Linked DNA regions of Homo sapiens: region 1 is linked to region 2. A link is an interaction called in ENCODE POLR2A ChIA-PET data of the cell type or tissue named here. Cell type or tissue: HepG2. All regions are shown on one strand. Links, peaks and the distances in the headings refer to the core of each region. The heading gives the core; the rest is flanking DNA. Region 1 overlaps PARP11 (poly(ADP-ribose) polymerase family member 11). Region 2 has its middle 18 kb from the start of KCNA6-AS1.

Region 1 (4,397 bases), core at 196-4,195, 1.0 Mb before region 2:
ACAAGTGGACAAAGCAAGTCTAGAAAAGAAATAATTTCAAATGTTCTTGGACACATAAATCATCTCATCAAAAATTATTAGTTAACACTGAAACTTAAGGTTGAAAATTATGCCAAAAACTATAGTTATCCCATGCTATGCCCCAATATCATAAAGGTAATTGATTGTCTAAACCAGCTAACCTTTATAGATGCCTAAAAATGAGACAACAAACAAGTAATACAAAGTTTGCAGAGACTTTAGACAGTGAATTCCTTGAGCAGGGATCATGTCATATGCTTTTTATCCTCAGAAACTAGAAAATGTTGGTTCAGTTGACTAAATTTTGCACCATAGGGTTGGGAGGGACATTAAGCCATCCAGTTTAATCCTCTTCCCAAGGATAAATCTATCCTAACACATAAAAGCATATTTAATGTAGGACTGATTGTAACAGAAAACAAAAACTGAAAACAGCCTAAAATTATTTCACAGAGAAATGAATATAGTCATGTATTTACATATAAAAGTTAAAAGTAATGAAGTAGATCTATGTGCATTAACATAGTAAATCTTAAAAAATAATATTGAATGTAAAAAGAATTTTGCAAAAAGAGATAGAGAACTCAAAATAATACTGTGTATTATGTAGGTATACATACACAGGTAGTAAAAAATACAAAATACAAACAATAAGGCACCATACCAATCTCAGGAGGAAAGAAGGAGAGTAGGACAGGGATGGAGTAAACACTTCACCTGTATCTGTGTGAAGAGGAAGGAAATGTGACAAGTATCAAAATGTTAAATCTGATTGGTAGATACATGGGAGTCTGCAAACTATTTGCTGCATTTTCATTCTTGAAACATTTCATAAAAATCATATTTTAAAAATTAAAAAGAATCCCCTCCCCCGGCTTCTGATAGCTCTTTAATGCCTGCTTCAATTCATCCAGTGTCAAGTACTCACAGCATCACGTGCTCACTTTGCAAAACAGCACAATTTATTTGTGATCAGCTGTAATAGTTGGAAAGTACATCCATCTCAATGCCAAACCAAATCTGCCTTCTGTTACTTCTATTGATTGGTCTTAGTTATTCTCTTATGAACATTAACAACTCAAATCACTCTTACACAAAACAACATTGCAAATTTGAACACCTACCTAGGCTTTCTTTTCTTGGTTAAATATACACCATTCCTTCAACCACTCCTGACACAGCATAGCTTCTAGGTCTTTCTTTATCCCAACAGTCTTTAGTTAACAAGAATCTGCTGGATACTTTCTAGTTTATAAATGTTGGCATGAAATAGCAACAGTCCAGATATCATCAGACAGCACTGACTCCACCGACACCACTGAATGTATTTTGGTAACAGGGCAGCAAACTGCATCCATAATCAAGTGTGTAGTCGGTTAAAACTCCCAGGACTTTTCCAAACCAGACCTCTCTTAGCTTGCTAAATCTGTGCAACTGATTTATAAACTGAATGCAATAGATTTCAGTTAAGCTTTACTTGATATAGTAATTTAAAAAGTAAAAATTAAATAACAGTAAAATATCCGTATCTCAGACTGAGTTCTGTAAATGATAGGCAGCTCGTTGAATATGTTTGGGAATGGATACCTGCATTTAAATGGTGACAGAGATGAAAACGCATACGGTCTTTCTCAAGAGTCACTTGGCAGTATGTATCAAAATTTAAATGTATATGCTTTGATCTATTTGTGACAGTCTTTTCAGACCATTAAGCATGACATCAGAAGGTCGTGCATTTAGCAAATGTTTACTTTACAAAAAGTCAGCATGCTTTCACTAAGAACTTCCTTTTTCAGAACTTTATGTTCTCACTTTTTTTAAACAAGGCGCATTTGTTCCCTTTATAAAAACAAACGAAAAAAGTTTTTTAAATTAAAAAAAGAAGATAATACTTGTTTTTACCCACTGTTTCAATCTTCCAAGGTCTTTCTGACTGCTGATTCACTCACTCAACAAATAAGCTACCCCTTCTAGTTTTGAATCCCTCACAAGTGTGATAAGCAAGCCCTCTACATTTTCATCCATTTCTGATAAAAATTTTGAAGGATCCAAGAAGAGAGCATGCATGCCTTTCGAGTTACTCTTTGCGTAAGACTTTTTGTCTACTAGTTTTTCTCTTTGAAATACCCACCAGCACATATTTCTCCATCTTGTCTTCCTGAAAAGAAACTTTCTCAACCACTATAAAGTGAGAAACCAAGCTAGACTGTCTAAGGGGCCTATCCATCTACCACTATGGTAATCCTATTAGTTAGTTTGGCATTAGTGAATCCATACTGGTTTTCTCAAAGAAACATTAGTATCATACATAATGCCAGGCTTCATGGTCTGTAATGTCAAACTTGTCAATGTTGTGCTTCATGATCTGCAATGACTAGAATCCACTCTAAGGAAATTCTGTCTCTACTAAAAGATACAAAAATTAGCTGGGTGTGGTGGCACACACCTGTAATCCCAGCTACTTGGGAGGCTGAGGCAGGAGAATTACTTGAATCCAGGAGGCGGAGGTTGTAATGAGCTGAGATTGTGCCACCGCACTGCAGCCTGGGGAACAGAGCAAGACTCCATCTCAAAAAGAAGGCCAGGCGCAGAGGCTCACGCCTGTAATTCCAGCACTTTGGGAGGCTGAGGTGGGCGGATCACGAGGTCAGAAGATCCAGACCATCCTAGCTAACATGGTGAAACCCTGTCTCTACTAAAAATACAAAAAATTAGCCAGGCGTGGTGGCGGGCGCCTGTAGTCCCAGCTACTCAGGAGGCTGAGGCAGGAGAATGGCATGAACCCCGGAGGCGGAACTTGCAGTGAGCTGAGATCGCGCCACTGCACTCCAGCTTGGGTGTCAGAAAGAGATTCTGTCTCAAAAAAAAAAAAATTCATTTATCACTACTTTTCGGGCACAAATTCGATTGAATCTCGGTTTGAAAATTCACTGGAGTTTCTCTTAGATATTATAAATAAACTGTGGGTTAAAGGGCATGGAGTATGGGCATAGGCAGGCATGGAAAACAACGCTTACTTACTAGATTAGATGGTGCATATATACCAGTTGAAGGCAGAGGGCAGGGGCATGGTGGTTAAAGCTTTGTATCCCCACAGCACAGTTTGTTCTAGTGCCCACTACTCCCACTACTAAGGCAGCCACGAAATGCGGACATTCACAGACTATGACCTTGGTGTTCCAGAAAGGCTAAAGGTGATTTCCAGGGCCTCATGAACTTTAGTTACATCTGCAAGGAAAGTCACAGAACTACACTAAGTTCTTCACAACCCTGCCCACCTTTGCCCAGATCCACAATCATTCCCGAACTTACTGAAAGTACTGTCGCACCCACTTCTCAAAGATGTCTCAAAATTATCCACCTCTTAGGGACTAGAGTGCCAAACTGGCTAAAGTGTGTATGCCACATGCTCTGCACTGGAGCAAGAATACTTTCATGCTCTGGATTAAAATAAATTTGCCTAGATTTAGAACACCTGTCATCCTGCTGAACATCAGAGCCACTTATGGAATTTTTTAAGGTAAAAATGTCAGAACCCAGAGGTTCTGATTCAGTAGATCTGTGGCGGGTGACAGGTATCTCTACTTGCTAGTAAATTCCACTGGCGATTCTGACCTGCAACTAGCTTTGAGAATCTCTGATCTAAATTCACATTATTAACAAGATGCTCTTATTTCCTTGCTGCCTTATACTTCCCAGCTCTGGATCAATCCAACCATTTCCACTATCTGCCCTTACATTTGTACTGCTGAAGTACATTACATAACATGGTTTGCCCTATAAATTCACATACTTTAGCTAAGCCCTCAACGCTGACAGAAATCCTGTGGTTCCCAAGACAGCTCGTTCTACCCCATTTTCCACAGTAGCCATTTCAAATCTCCTCTTTCCCCTTTTCTTTCCCTCTTATCAACACCTCCCTACACTTCATTCGCTGTAGGTGACCTCCCTTCTTCCTTCACAAAAGAAACGGAAGGTATCAGAAAAGAACTCCTTAACCTAACTCCTCTTTTCGTCCTCTACCTCTACTTATCTGTAAACATAACTGGACCACCCTTCTCTATCTCCTTTCTGACATATGTTCTCAGAATTTCATCTCACCACACTTCTTCAGGAGCTAGAATCCATCAACTGCCCTTCCACTCTTTCTCTAAGTCTTTTAAATTCTCCTTCTCCATAGGTCCTTTCCAATTACAATGTTCAGTTCTCTCCCATGATTAAATTTTAAAAACATAACATAACAATAATCCCACATTAGCTGTCTTCTCACATCTCTCATCCTCCTCACTGCCAAGCTTCTTGAAAAAGTTGTCAACATTTGCTGTATACACAATATGATGTCTACCAACCTTGCCTTCATCTAAGTTACCAATGGC
Region 2 (4,397 bases), core at 153-4,152:
TAACCTCGTGATCCACCTGCCTTGGCCTCTTAAAGTGCTGGGATTACAGACGTGAGCCACCACGCCCAGCCGGAACACCTCTTTATTATTGTCCAAAGATTTCCCTCTGCCTCTCTGCTGCAAGTAGTTGCTTTGATGAGGATAGCATTTGAGTTTGAAAACCACCCCCATTGTCTTCTAGTTTCTAATGATGCTTTTGGTAAAATCTGATATCTTAATTTCTAAATTTCATGATGCTATACCTTGATGTAGGTCTATCTTTATCCATTTTCTTGAGTGTTCATTGGGCACTCTGGGTCTGGAAATGCATGTTTTCAATTCTTGAACGTTTAAAAAACTATTTCTTTAATAATATTCTTTCATTCTTTTTGCCTGTTCTCTTTTTCTATAACTCTGGATCCCCTGGGCTGGTTCTCAAATTTCCTTATTTTTTCTCTATTCTTTTCCATTTTACTTTCTGGGAGAGTTCCTCAACCCTAGTTTCTAGCTCTTCTGTTGAAGTTTTGATTTTGGCTGTCATATTTTTAATTTCCAAAGAATTATTTCCTTCTTCTTGGGTGGTTCCTTTTTTTAATAGCAGCCTGTTCTTCTTTCATGGATAAAATAGTCCATCTTATTTATCTGAGGCTTTTTAATATGTCTGAAGTTTTTTTCTTGCTTCTGGAATTTTCTGTTTTCTCTGAGTTTCTGTCTTTGGTTTTGACCTTTCAGAGGCTTTCCTGAGATGTTTGTAATTTGATGATCTCTGTTCATTTTCATGAGTGAAATACTAAGAAGCTTACTGGAATCTCTGTGTCTTTGGAGCTTGTGGAGTGGTGAGCTTACTGCAGAGTGATGAAGCTGGGATCAGGCTGTCTCACTGGGGGCCTCCAGTGTCTACAGGCCTTTTTTTCTTGGAATCCTTTGGTTTTTCCAGGAAAATATTCTCCAACTGCCTGTTTGATATTACCCTGGGAGCAGAGCAGGGGAAGTGGCCAACTGTCTCACCATTCAGCATGTGGACTTTCCCCTCACACTTAACTCCTTGCTTTCAGTACAGTTCCTCCAGAGCCTTATATGGTGCCAGCTTTCCTTGAGTCTAGGCCTTTCTGGTCTAGTTTCTCCAGAATAAATTTTACATCTTTTGACAAGGTGGTGGGATGAGTAGGTGCTTGGCTTTGTGAGGTTGCAAAGGAGACCTGAAAAGGTGTGTCCACCTGCAACCAGTTTTTAGCTCTGCCCCTCAACCCTGCTTCTGTCAACTGACACCCTCAACTCCTGAGCCTTTATAGGTTCCTGGGGGTAAATCAGGTTGTATCTCACTGACATCAGCAGGGACTCAGGCTTTAAATCTTGCCCCCTCCCAAGTAAAATGCTATTTCTCCAGGGGCTTTCCATCATCTGCAAATTGGCTTTTAATATTTTCATCCACTATTCTGATTTATTTGTCTATGTAATTTACCTCCTCTCTCCTCCGTAAAATTTTCCTACACTGTTATTTTTGTAGGGTTTCAGGAGGGAGCAAAAAAAAAAAAATCCAACTTTAAAAAAATGTTTTTTGAGATGGAGTTTTGCTCTTGTTGCCCAGGCTGGAGTGCAATGGCTCGATCTCGGCTCACCGCAACCTCCGACTTCCAGGTTCAAACGATTCTCCTGCTTCGGCCTGCCGAGTAGCTGGGATTACAGGCATGCACCACCACGCCCGGCTAATTTTGTATTTTTAGTAGAGACGGGGTTTCTCCATGTTGGTCGAGTTGATCCCAACTTTTTAATCAGCCATTTTAAACTCTAGATCAGATGGACTTCCCCAGTAATGTTTTCTTTGGGCTTATATAAAAATTACGGTGCATTCAGTGGCTCACGCCTGTAATCCCAGCACTTTGGGAGGCGGAGGCAGGCGGATCACGAGGTCAGGAGATCGAGATTGAGACCATCCTGGCCAACACGGTGAAACCCCGTCTCTGCTAAAAATACAAAAATTAGCCGGGTGTGGTAGCGGGCGCCTGTAATCCCGGCTACTCGGGAGGCTGAGGCAGGAGAATCATTTGAACCCCGGGAGTCGGAGGTTGCAGTGAGCCAAGATCGCCATTGCACCCAGCCTGGCGACAGAACGAGACCCCATCTCAAAAAATAAAAATAAAATAAAAATTAATAAAATAAAATAAAAAATTACGGTGCATTCCCTAAGAACATGCTGTAGGTGGCGCCATAGAGCAGTCCAGGGAGAAAGCTTATGATGTTTAATTTACATTCATAGCAGGAGAATTGAGTCTAATGACCCGTAGCGTTTGGAACTTGTGTTCAGGCACCTGACACAACTCCACATTTATGAACGCAAAAGTGCCTGTACAGTCTTTTCCTGAATCACATGTGTGTGGGAAGAGCAATGAGCTTTCTGTTCATTTCCCTTTGAAACAACCAAAGAAAACTTTGACCATTTGCTAAGGTGTTACCTTTCACCTGATGGCCACTGGAATTTCACACAGAGATTTTTGCTCTTTTTTTTTTTTTTTTTTTTTTTTTTTACCACTTTGCAAGAGCTATTGCACCCTGACGAAGCCAGCAGGAAGCCTCTGGGCAATGTCCTTGTGAGTCTGACGCCAGACAGTCAGTGACTGTCACCAGGCAAACTGCTGTCCTGAGCACCAGGCTTTACAGTTAAATTTGTGCTTGAGTAAGATTACAAGTTACTCCATGTTATGGACCTTTGGGCTTGCTCCCAAATGATTTAAATTACAAATATGAAGTCTTTTCCTTCTGCAGAAATCTATTGCATGGGCACAATCATGATACCAACTGGAGTTTATGGAAACCTTATTTACCTTTTCCAAAGCAGTTTCACAAACACCTTGTTGTCGTTGCTTCCGTTTCACGTGCAGAAACAGAAATGACAATGATTGCTGGTTTGTTTGGCTACGCTGGCTTGCCCTTGGAGTGCTTTGTGGTAGTCACAGAGACACACGCATTGTGTCAGGTATGACAAGTGAGGAGTTTAACTTTGCCCAGGCCACGGCAGAGGCGGATGTTAAACACAGGACTTCGGGCAGCACATCTCACAGGCTTTGCAATAGAGTGTGGGCCAGATGGTAAAGGCAGCAGAGAGATCAGTCACGCAGGGGACAGCCAAAGGGGCTCTTGGAGGTGGGGGTTCAGCCGGGCCTAGAGGGACTGGACTCAGCATTGTGGGAAGGAGACTCGAGAACATTCCGGCATGGTAGGGGCGGGGTAAGGAGGAGCCAGGTGGTGGCAGGAACTCTTTCAGGGAGAGAGGAACGCGCCTGACGCTGGTGCAGGCTGAGGGTCCGAGAGGGGGACCCCTCGACCATGTGGATGGTGGGAGGTGTCAGGGAGCAGTGAGAGCAGCTGGATAGATCAGATGAGACTGTGCCTTCTGGGGCCTGGAAGTCAGGCACATGGCTTGGACTTGACTCTAGAGGGACTCAGGGGCCATTAAAGGTGGAGTATTAATGACAGCAGTATTAAGGACAACACGGGCAGAAATGGCTTCAGGTTGTACAAGCTCATAGTCACTGATTAGTTGCTGGAGTTCAGTGGGTGGCAGTGGGAGGTACAGTTTGAACAGACCAGAGCACCTAAGGATGGGGACTCGGTAGGAGCTCACTAGGCAAATGCCAGCGGGGTGAGGAAGGACACTGGTGTGTCCAGGTTTCTCAGTTCCATCCCTCATGCGACACAACCTCATATCACTAACTACATGTCCTTTTGTTCTGGTTCCTCCCTGGCAGGAAAAATGCTGGCAGGTGGTGCAAGCAAGGACATCTATGCATAGAATTCTGACAGCAGCTGGACCCTCAACTTCTTCAGAAGACGAGAACCCTGCCTGGCACCGCTGGCAGGCATCTGGCCTGACACCGCTCTGGAGGCCTCCCACAAGCAGCAACCAAGCCAGAAAAAGTTGAGACCAGACCCGTTGTCCCTAAAGATGGGGCCCAGAATGTTGGGGTGAAGCTGTAGGAACAGGGTGAAAGCTGGTGGTGTGAGCAAAGAGACCAGCTATGGGGTGGTCAGGGGATTCCGGGAGGTGCATGGGTATGTTGCAGACCCCCCCAGGACAAGGGTGGCTGTGGAAGAATGGCAAATAAACACAAGGCAAAGTCTCAGAGGCTGTGCATTATGCCATGAGAAAACGTCGACGGCCAAGTTAGGCAGACAAGCCAAGCGGTCTCCACAAGAGTAGGCAGGGATCCAAAATTCAGAGCACCTGCAGCTTGCTGGGCATCCTCACTACACAGGAGGATGTGATGGCCACACATAGATCACCAGGAAGAGGGCTTGATCACCCTCTGCCATGAGCCGGCCCACAGATAGGGGACATTCTGCAAGAAAGTAAGATGCGTAACCCATGATCTAAGAGTTATCTGCCTCTGATAGACACACGAGTGGGCAAATATCAAGGG

The links. Peaks named below come from ENCODE experiments on the same cell type or tissue, not always from the same donor. Only the 100,000 strongest peaks of a DNase experiment are listed, where the experiment ranks them.
Region 1: POLR2A ChIA-PET joins it to region 2 with 8 read pairs; 1 of 35 experiments calls an interaction of 5 or more read pairs at or near these places.

The regions. Positions count from the first base shown.
Region 1 is chr12:3,814,310-3,818,706 of GRCh38, forward strand. All of the region lies in intron 6 of PARP11 (poly(ADP-ribose) polymerase family member 11), which reads right to left. Among named protein-coding and RNA genes, the nearest start is that of PARP11-AS1, 54 kb to the right of the region's middle. In HepG2, for the core only: no CTCF peak of the experiment used is centred there; a DNase peak (open chromatin) is centred at 1,762.
Region 2 is chr12:4,847,013-4,851,409 of GRCh38, forward strand. It overlaps a transcript of KCNA6 not described here. Among named protein-coding and RNA genes, the nearest start is that of KCNA6-AS1, 18 kb to the left of the region's middle. In HepG2, for the core only: a CTCF peak has its summit at 2,190 (motif pointing right); a DNase peak (open chromatin) is centred at 2,209; H3K27me3 peaks cover 733 bases.